2 separate regions of the Homo sapiens genome follow, and region 1 is linked to region 2. A link is an interaction called in ENCODE POLR2A ChIA-PET data of the cell type or tissue named here. Cell type or tissue: OCI-LY7. All regions are shown on one strand. Links, peaks and the distances in the headings refer to the core of each region. The heading gives the core; the rest is flanking DNA. Region 1 overlaps UBE4A (ubiquitination factor E4A). Region 2 holds the start of MPZL2 (myelin protein zero like 2).

Region 1 (5,378 bases), core at 61-5,060, 130 kb before region 2:
AGTAGTGAGCTCAAGTTCACTTATGAAAGTGGTGTCCACCTACCAACTACACAGGGCTAAGTGGATATTTAAAATGGCTGTGGACAAGGTTGTGCTCAACTTCCTACTTTGTTAATTGAAGACCTAAGGCTGTGTTAGAAGTAGCTCTTAGAAGTCAGGTCACAAGCTCAAACAAATATTAACTATATACATTTTATAATCTCAGAATTTTGTGAAGAATGAGTATGTTAGTAAACATGGCCACATACTGCATACATCTCACTATGGAAGAGAAAATATAAAGTGGTACTCAGTTTACACTAAACCAACAAAAAAGCACATGGGGTGTATGTGTATTTATATATCTCACACACTGAGATATACTGTTGATATTAGTGTCTTAAAATGACATTTTTCATGGATATGATACCCGTTGCCTAAATCTACTTAGGCCTAGTCCTTGTAGAAACAGATTTTCATAAGAGAATAAGGGCCCAACAGTCTCCTCACCCCCATCAATTGGTAGGATTGCCCTACCAATCCTCATTAAAAAGACTGTATAACAAAATTAAGAGCTATCAACAGAAGTTGCACAAGATTCCTTTAAATTCCTTTTTTAAAAAAAATTCTCGTCTATCATCTTATTCAGAAGTCTACACAAACTTAAAGGTATCTGCTTTTATGTGAAGTTACTCTGTAACACAGAAAAGGGGTTAAGTCTAGATCATGAGGACTAGTAAATACACAGGATAACAGGATTTTTCTGATAACATCAGCTGTCACTGAAATATGTGACATCACATATTTATAAAAGCAGCACTCACCAAAAATGTTTGAACAGTAATTGGAAGAGAAATAGCAGGGTGGCGGGAAGTTTTAGTAGTTGAAATAATATAATTTCATTTAGGAAAAGGAAGAAGAATATGAAGAGACAACAGAGGGTGAAAATTAGTGATGATTTCTAAACTTGGTGATGCTATAATAAGTATAATTTCCTGCAAGCCAGGGGAGCATTGTCAAGTTCTTAGGAATCTTAACTATCATAATTTCAGCAAGAGCAGTTCTCTAATTTAGTAAAAAAAAAAAAAAAAAAGAAAAAGAAAAGAAGAAAGAAAAGGAACAGAACCAGAAAGAGAGAAACCACAAACAATTGTTTATCTGCACTCTGGGGTTGGTTTTGGTTTGGTTAGTTCACAGTATCTATTCAAGTTGCTCCTTTTGTTGTTTCCTCTCTGCAAGCCACCGTTGGATTTTTTCTTTTAGTTCTGTGTTTGGCCGGATCTGGTCCATGGTGAGGGGACTACGGTTAAAGGGATCTGTTTGGTCACTGGGACAAAGAGAGAAAGGGAAATAGGGTTATTTCCATAAGTTCTAACATTCTAAGCCAAAAACAGAACACCTGGGCGTCGCATCTTAAGAATGAAGCCAGAGTGCATTATAACTTTGAGTCAAATGCCGAGTTGGGGTTAGAAAGAGTGAGAACAAGATGATTCAGGAGTTTTTGTAGCTACTTTGTCTATTTCTTTCTTTCTTTTTTTTTTTTTTTTGGAGACAGTCTTGCCCTGTCGCCCAGGCTGGTGCAGTGGCACCCAGGATGGAGTGCAGTGGCGTTATCTCTGCTCACTGCAACCTCTGCCTCCTGGGTGAAAGCTATTCTCTGACCTCAGCCTCCCAAGTAGCTGGGATTACAGGCCTGCACCATGACACTCAGCTAATTTTTGTATTTTCAGTAGAAACAGAGTTTCACCATGTTGGCCAGGCTGCTCTCAAACTCCTGGCCTCAAGTGATCCACCAGCCTTGGCCTCCCAAAGTGCGCTGGGATTACAGGCGTGAGCCACCCACCTGGCCTCTATTTCTTAATAAACTTTGTCTCAACACTGCTGTTCAGATGATATTTAATTACAGTGGCTTAAAAAATGCTATGCTTCTGTCACCTTTAGATTTCTCTAAGGCAGAGACACTATACATTCATGTCAGTGTAAAGAACTATTTGTAATTATAGTGACAGATTCTTAGAACAGTATGAGATGTTAAGGAATAAAGCCTTGTAGACCAACATTTGATTTAGTCAGCTGATTGTTATGCAAGTACATGCAGATTATGGTTTCTTGAAACATAAGAAGGTTTATGACAGATGTCAATCTTTTGGCTTCCCAGGCCACATTGGAAGAACTGTCTTGGCCTATACATAAGTTCTTGTAATGTTTTAAGAAACGTTATGAATTTTTGTTGGGCCACATTTCGAGCGATATAGTGAATGCTTAATACCAAATACCAAGAGGTAGAAAATTCTTTTTTTTTTTTTTTTCTGAGATGGAGTCTTGTTCTGTTGCCCTGGCTGGAGTTGCAGTGGCGTGATCTTGGCTGACTGCAACCTTTGCCTCCCAGGATCAAGGGATTCTCCTGCCTCAGCCTCCCGAGTAGCTGGGACTACAGGCACGTGCTATCATGCCCAGCTAATTTTTGTATTTTTAGTAGAGATGGGGTTTCACCATGTTGACCAGGCTGGTCTTAAACTCCTGACCTCAGGGTGATCCACCTGCCTTGGCCTCCCAAAGTGCTGGGATTACAGGCGTAAGCCACTGCACCTGGCCAAAAATTCATCTTTTTAATATTTAAAAATTTCCTTAACTTTGGGTCAAAGTATACCACATGTATCTATCTGTTTATTTAGAGACGGTGTCTTGCTCTGCTGCCCAGGCAGGAGTGCAGTGCTGCCATCATAACTCAGTGCAGCCTTGAATTCCTGTGCTCAAGCGATCTGCCTCAGCCTCCTGAGTAGCTAGGACTACAGGCATGTGCCATTATACTTGGCTAATTAAAAATAATTTTTTGTAGAGATATAACTTAATTTTTTTTTTTTTTTTGAGACGAGTCTCGCTCTGTCACCCAGACTGGAGTGCGGTGGTGTGATCTTGGCTCACTGCAACCTCTGCCTCCCAGGTTCCAGTGATTCTCCTGCCTCAGCCTCCCAAATAGCTGGGATTACAACAGGCATGTGTCACCACTCCCGGCTAATTTTTGTATTTTTAGTAGAGACGGGGTTTCACCATGTTGGCCAGGCTGGTCTCGAACTCCTGATCTCAAGTGATCCACCTGCTTCAGCCTCCCAAAGTGCTGGGATTACAGACGTGAGCCACTGTGCCTGGCTCGATATAACTTAATTTTAAATATGGAGAGGCCAAACAAGGTGGCTATGCCTGTAATCCCAGCACTTTGGGAGGCTGATGTGAGTGGACTGCTTGAGCCCAGGAGTTTGAGACTGGCCTGGGTAACATGGAGAGACCCCTTCTCTACAAAAAATACAAAAATAAATAAGCCAGGAACAGTGGTGCATGGCCTGTGGTCCCAGTTACTTGGTGAGGCTGAGATGGGAGGGTTGCTTGAGCCTGGGAGGGTGAGGCCACAGTAAGCTGAGATCATGCCACTGCACTCCAGCCTGGTGACAGAGCAAGACCCTGTCTCAAAAAAATAGATAAATAAATATATAAATAGGCAGAGTCTCTCAGTACTCATTTCTTTCTAATGCCGGACTAAAAAAAGTTAAGGGGCCCATTAAGCAGCTAATAAGCTACCATTTATTGCTTCATTCCTGTCTTTTCTATAGTTATAATGGGGCAGACTGTCCGAAGAATAGGCAGGCTGGGGAAAGTTCATGGTTACCACAGCTGATACAACAACAGCAACAGAACGTGAGTTAATCCACATGGTGAATATAGTGTAAAACCTGAATTAGAAAAAGCAGGCTGGGTGAGGTGGCTCATGCCTATAATCCCAGCACTTTGGGAGGCTGAGGTGGGAGGATCACTTGAAATCAGGAGTTTAAGACCAGCCTGGCCAATATGGTGAAACCTCATCTCTATTACAAATACAAAAATTAGCCAGATGTGGTGGTGCTCACCTGTAGTCTCAGCTATTCGGGAGGCTGAGGCTGAAGAATCACTTGATCCTGGGAGGCGGAGCTTGCAGTGAGCTGAGATCGCGCCACTGCACTCTAGCCTTGGTGACAGAGCGAGACTCTGTCGCAAAAATAAAAAAACAGGCCAGGCACAGTGGCTCACACCCGTAATCCCAGTACTTTGGGAGGCTGAGGCGGTTGGATCGCTTGAACCCAGGAGTTCAAGACCAGCCTGGGCAACATGGTGAAACCCTGTCTCTACAAAAAATACAAAAATTAGTTGGGCGTGTTAGTGCATGCCTGTAGTCCCAGTTACTCCAGAGGCTGAGGTAGGAGGATCACCTGAGCCCAGGCTGGAGTGCAGTGGTGCGATCTCGGCTCATTGCAACCTCTGCCTCCTGGGTTCAAGCAATTCTTCTGCCTCAGCCTCCTGAGTAGCTCAGACTACATGTGCGCACCACCATGCCCCTCTAATTTTTTGTATTTTAGTAGAGACGGGGTTTTACCATGTTGGCCAGGCTGGTCTCAAACTCCTGACCTCAAGTGATCCACCTGCCTCGGCCTCCCAAAGTGCTGGGATTACAGGCATGAGCCACTGCACCCGGCCAGAAATTATTTTCTTAAGGCAGGAAGAGGTGAGGTTAGAGTTAGCATTTCTCAACAGAATGTTTTGTTTTGAAATGTTTATATCCTAGCAATTGAAACCAAAATGTCTTCCAACATATCAGTAAATCAATAATATGTGGTATGTGTTGGGTGCAAAGTACTGTCTTAGGTGCCTGGGAGAAAAAGATAGCAAACTAATATATATATATGCTCTTGAGTCTGTTTTTGGGACTGGCCTACCTGAGCAAATGTCTTGCAATGGTGGATCTATCCACAGTGACTCTGGAAGATGGCAGCACCACAGGGTCACACATCAGTGTGCTCATAATGGGATCCAGGAACTCATCACAGGCATCTGCATAGGTTTCCTCTTCCTGTTGTTGGAGGTCTGCAAGAGACTGAGTATACAACATCTGGTAGTTAAAGTGAATTCACAGTGTAGCTGAATTCAGCGTGCTCAATGACAGAGCAAGACTCCATCTCAAAAATAAAAAAACAGGTCATTAATAACCCTTGACAGTGACAGTGACACACGTGAGCTTCATTTTCTCAAAAACAAGCCAAGATATTCTAAGAACAAATTAAGCATTGAGCCCCAACTCTGGACCTTTAGGTTGGCTCAGCTGCTGGCAGTCATACTGGAAATGGGTTTAAATGTTAGGAGGAAAAGAAATACATCAGATATAACATCCATCTGGCAACAGTTCTGTTGTAAATGCCATAATTCAAAAGTGGATGGAGAAGGGAGAATGGAGGAGGGTATTATTTGCATAATTAGAGTCACTCATGCAGCCTGCGTATGAAAAGCAGTTTTTGATTTTTGATACAAACAGGTATAGGAATTTTAAAGTCATTTTGACATTTAATTCCTTCACAACTTGAGTTCCTCAGGGA
Region 2 (5,378 bases), core at 86-5,085:
ATTCTTCTCCTGTTGCTTTTCACTGCATCCCTGAGCTCTTTGGTAACTCTACCTCTCACCAGTTTTTGCAATTTGCTGTAGACTTCAAAATCCTGGCTCTACCTCTCCTTCCTCTGTAGCTGTATTTCCCTGCAAAGTTGGAAGCCAACCAAGATCAAGTTTCCTTAACTCTTTTTCTTTCAGGGTCCTGGAGCTGAACTCTTCTGACCTACATACCAGAAAGGCTGTATCTTATCCTTCCTCACCAACATCTGAAAGGTTCCCCCAGCAGACTGATTTTAGGTCCCTTTCTGAACTAGAATCTGACAAAGACGCCACACAGTTTTCAGAAACTCTCACCATGCAACAGATTTTCACTAGCACACAGCTGGTCTGCATTTGGGGCCACCTCTGCTTTCTGAGTTCCAACACAATGGATTTTTGTGGTTGTCTACCTGTTTTTGCTCCATGCCCATGTCATCTTTCTCCTGTTGCTTTCTGTTTTCTGCACTTCTGCATTCTCCTCTCTTTTGGTAGAATTTTCTCTTTTCTTCCCTCTTTATGATGTTTTATTTTTTTCTACTCAGCCTGCCGCCTTCTCTTGTTCCTGCCACCCTTTCTGCTCTGGATTCAGCTAGAAGATTTTATGAGTGACTGAAGAGTTTCTAGACTGCTAATCCAGGGATAAACGCAATCTGTCTTTTTTCAGGGTTAGATTCCCAGCCCAGCCTACTTCTTAACTGCATGTGTAATCTTCATCCCCCTCCTACCGATGTTTCTGTGCCGCTTCATTAATCTGTAAAGATGACCCACCCTCTTTCCAGACAAGGAGGCATCTTTTCTCGTTTAGATTCCTCAGCTCTTTAGACTTCTCAGTCATTTAGCTATTCAAAAAATGACAGATGAAATCCGAGGCACAACAAAGTTATCATGAAAACCTTTTCCTTGAGAGCCCCATGTCTGATTGTTCATATTAGCTGTTATTTGGTGGAAAGAACGCTAGATTTTTAAGAAAAGTTCTGGTTTTGCCACATGGTAGCTGTGCAACCTTGGGCAAATCATTTACCTTCCTCGGGTTCTTAGCGTCCTCACTGGTAGAATGGGAATGCTTCACAAGGGCGTTAATGGAGATGAAACAATCAGCAGGAGAGCACTTTGTAGATTGCACTCGGATGGCAGGGTGAATGAGCAGGGATGGTGTCCTCATTTGTTTTTAAAGTCTTCAAAGGTAAAGGATTGTTAAGCATGGAGATTTGATTTGTTGTTTCTGCCAGGTCTCCTGGAAAGCTACAAACTAGAAGAAGTGCAGGAATCCTTGTGGTAACAGGGGTATCAGCTTTTTGTCCACAGAGGGTCCTAAGGAATTCCGACTCCCGTTTTGAAATTGTATCGAATCCAGTCCCAAGTGAATGTGGCCCTGGGGTGGTGCTTTGAGAAGTGGAATCACTGCAGGACAGTTTCAACATTCACTTCCCAGGCAAGCCTAAAGCCTGTTTTAAAAGGGCGTGTGGGGGCCAAACCCATAACAGTCTGGGACATTTCAGACTGGCACCACCTCCTCTGGCTGTTTCCGAGGCCATCTAGAGGCCAGAGCCCAGTCAGATTAACTGAAAGTAAAGAGAGGACTGCGGGAGTTTGGGACCTTTGTGCAGACGTGCTCATGCTCGTTCGTGTAGAGGGCGGGAGAGAGGAAAGGAAGGAGGGCATTGGGAGCTGAGGCCCCACCTTTCATTTCAGAAAAGTGCACAGGCAGAGCGGGCTGAGTCACAGGCACAGGTGAGGAACTCAACTCAAACTCCTCTCTCTGGGAAAACGCGGTGCTTGCTCCTCCCGGAGTGGCCTTGGCAGGGTGTTGGAGCCCTCGGTCTGCCCCGTCCGGTCTCTGGGGCCAAGGCTGGGTTTCCCTCATGTATGGCAAGAGCTCTACTCGTGCGGTGCTTCTTCTCCTTGGCATACAGCTCACAGGTAAGAGCCGGCGGGCTTCTCTCAGAGTTTCCTCCTTCACTGCTCACTCTATAAAGTTAGCTAATTGTCTTAGAAGTTGCAAGACTTTTGTTTGGGAGCCTGAGCCACAGATACAGTTTGTTTTACTTTGGGTTTTACTGAAACCAAAGTTGGTGGACTGTTTTTGGAGAACTGCTCTCGGACAAACAGGTTTAGGTGTGTTCAGCTGCCAGTGATTCAGGCACAGAGAGGGCTTTCTAATCTCAGGTTACATGCCATTTTTTTGTGTGTGGCTGTTCTCAACCTCCCACTGCTGGCAGGACTTGGCATTTGGATTTCTGTGTGTGGGTCTTGTCTGTGACTCTCAGCAACACCAGGAAAGTGGAGATTGTTAGAGAGAGACCTACTGTGATTTTGAAAGTGCCCCAACACACACATTCTAAATGTAAATATCAAGTTTAAAAAAATGCCACGTGGTACAAAGGTTCTAGGGGTGCAGGCAAACATAAGCTGTCTGGAGTTGATTAATTCAGTTTCTGCAATAGACTAGTAACAGTATGAAATCCACCTAAGGACCCATCTGGAAAACTTACCTGCTAGGAGACCACTTTACATACAACACATAATGCTTAACCTTAATACATAATGTAATGTCTAATCAATGTTATGATTCATTTTAATTTTTTGTTTATGCTTTCAATTCTATTTGCGGATGTTTGTAGTTTGTTATAACAGTTTTGAAGTCAGTACCACGAGGCGAGGCTTTAATGCTGTGGAGAAAGTAAAAGCACTGCGAAGGCTTGCTGTGTGGTAGTTTAGTTGTCACATGGAATGGGAGGGTCCAGGCTGCATACAGGTAGGAGTATGTAGATTCTGGGTGAAGTAAGTTTGGGAGATGGGGCATCTCAGTTTCACTTTACTTTAAGTCCTACTCAGATATTTATTTTGGAAGTGTCAGCAGAAGTTCTCACAATACTACATCCCCTGTTAACCCTTCTTTTTCTTCTTTTTCATTGCAGCTCTTTGGCCTATAGCAGCTGTGGAAATTTATACCTCCCGGGTGCTGGAGGCTGTTAATGGGACAGATGCTCGGTTAAAATGCACTTTCTCCAGCTTTGCCCCTGTGGGTGATGCTCTAACAGTGACCTGGAATTTTCGTCCTCTAGACGGGGGACCTGAGCAGTTTGTAAGTAGATTATCATCATTTTCCAGGGTACTCTTGTTTAGGGAAATAATAAGCCAGTCCATTTCTCCTTTCCCTTCCAGTATTTTTCTTAGCAGCAAGCACAAGGTTAAGCTCGGAAACAATTCTTGGGACAGAGACTGAGAGGCCGTTGAAGGGGAAAGCAAGTGACAGAGCTGCAGACAGGACAGTTGGGTTTGCTGGTGTTTCACTTCCGCTCCCACCATCTTGGCCTCCTTGCCTGGGTGCTGAGTAAGAAGACCTTTTGCCATTTCCCCTCTCTAGGTATTCTACTACCACATAGATCCCTTCCAACCCATGAGTGGGCGGTTTAAGGACCGGGTGTCTTGGGATGGGAATCCTGAGCGGTACGATGCCTCCATCCTTCTCTGGAAACTGCAGTTCGACGACAATGGGACATACACCTGCCAGGTGAAGAACCCACCTGATGTTGATGGGGTGATAGGGGAGATCCGGCTCAGCGTCGTGCACACTGGTAGGTTATGCAGGGAACAGTGGTTTTGGAAAGGATGAGAGCTTGTAGAAAAGAAAGGGGCAATCTTTGTTAAGGCTGAGAGAGAGGGACAATCTTTTGTGATGGATAGAGAGAGGGACTAGCCCTTCAGAACTGGGAGCCTCAGAGGGAGACCGAAGAGTTCTGGGGTAAAAAGAGAAAGGCTTTGTTTGGCTGTGGAAAGAAACAGAAAGTAAAGCAAAGGAACTCAGAGAATCCGTTACAAAAATGGCATTGAGATTGTGAAAGGGAGAGGGAGCAATTCTTTGATGAAAGGCTTACAACAGGTCTGTTCACTCACTCATTTATTCGAGATACTTATTGAGTACCTACTCTAATGCTAGGCACCGTCAAAAGTGCATGACATACACTATCTCATTGAATCCCCACACCACTCTAGGAGGCAGGTACTAATGATGGGAGCTAACACTTACTGAGTACTTCCCAAATGTCAGGGGCTTTACATGACACATTTTATTTAATCTTTACATATCTCATCAGTTTATTGTGCATTTAATGCCTCCCATCTTGCCAATGAGGAAACGAGGCTCACAGAGGTTAAGTCATTTGCCCTGAGTCACGTAGCTGATAAATGGAGTAACTTAGGACTCAAACCCAATCAACTTTGAATCTAAAACTGTGCTCTAAATTGGTGCATTGTATTGTCTGCATCCCTATAAAGGACAATCTGGAAAACCATGCCAAGCAACAAAGAGCAAAGTACACGAAACTTATGAATTGTAGATCTGGGTTTGAGTCATTGCTACCATTTACCAGCTATCAATAAGTCTTATTTTCCTCATCTGTAAAGTGAGAATAACACAGTAAGGATCACAGTGAGGATAAAATGAGATAATAAATGTGAATATGTCCCAACCTCTGAATTGTACTTAACAGCTACCATACATTGAGTGTTTATTTTGTACAGGCACAGCAAGGAACAACTTACATGAATTATTTTATTTTTTATTAAGAACTCAAGAAATGAATATCATTATCTCTGTTTATACATGAGGAAACTGAGGCTCAAAGAAGTTAATTACTTCAAATCACACAGCTAAGTATTTCAACCTAGTGCTCTCTGGTGTGTGCTCTTAACCAACACTACTCCAAACATATAAGCCTGTGCAGTGGTACGATTTCCTTTCATTCATAGTACAGTTTAAAACCATTTCTCAATGCCCCACCAATAGAGGGCTGTGTGACCTTGCAGAAGTCATTTGAGTATTGAAAGAAATAATGTAATGGTTTTGGACCTCAGTTTCTTCATCTGCACAATGAAGAGGTTAAACACACAAAAAATCAGTGGTTCTTAAATATATGTGGATAATTATTCTTTGAGAATCAAATAAAAGCCATGGCCCTGCTTCCCATAAAACAGTGGAGACATACAAAATGAGACTTGGATTCTGTGGGCTTGCAGACTACCTTCCATCCTCTTCCCCATCCTCCTTCATGGAGTCAAGGCTGGGAATCCTGGGCTAGACATTCTCTAATGTCCTTTCTGGCTCTGAGGGCTTATGGAAGTATAATCAGAAATAAAGCTAAAGGACAAGAAAACCAGGGTTCACAGACTCTAGTGTGGCTTAGGGGACCTTCCCTCTGGTTTCCCTTTTCCATCATTTATCCACTAGACTGTAGCTTCTGATTTACTTTCCTATCCTCTCAGTGGCATGAGCTCCTTGAAGGTGATGTCTTTTTTGGCTCAGCATTTCTATCACAGTGCCAGGAATGTAGTAGGCCCTTAATAAATCTGAA

Evidence for each region. Peaks named below come from ENCODE experiments on the same cell type or tissue, not always from the same donor. Only the 100,000 strongest peaks of a DNase experiment are listed, where the experiment ranks them.
Region 1: POLR2A ChIA-PET joins it to region 2 with 10 read pairs; 5 of 35 experiments call an interaction of 5 or more read pairs at or near these places.

Annotation. Positions count from the first base shown.
Region 1 is chr11:118,392,242-118,397,619 of GRCh38, reverse strand. UBE4A (ubiquitination factor E4A) reads right to left here. Exons shown (of 20, transcript NM_001204077.2): 19 at 4,725-4,882; 20 at 1-1,306. The coding sequence ends at 1,180. The region is part of intron 3 of LOC100131626 (a long non-coding RNA gene); the gene reads left to right. Among named protein-coding and RNA genes, the nearest start is that of ATP5MG, 6.7 kb to the left of the region's middle. In OCI-LY7, for the core only: no CTCF peak of the experiment used is centred there; no DNase peak of the experiment used is centred there.
Region 2 is chr11:118,260,662-118,266,039 of GRCh38, reverse strand. MPZL2 (myelin protein zero like 2) reads left to right here and starts at 1,743. Exons shown (of 6, transcript NM_005797.4): 1 at 1,743-1,944; 2 at 2,943-3,109; 3 at 3,392-3,602. The coding sequence starts at 1,887. RefSeq lists an enhancer at 1,942-1,991. In OCI-LY7, for the core only: CTCF peaks have their summits at 1,592 (motif pointing left) and 4,832 (motif pointing right); no DNase peak of the experiment used is centred there.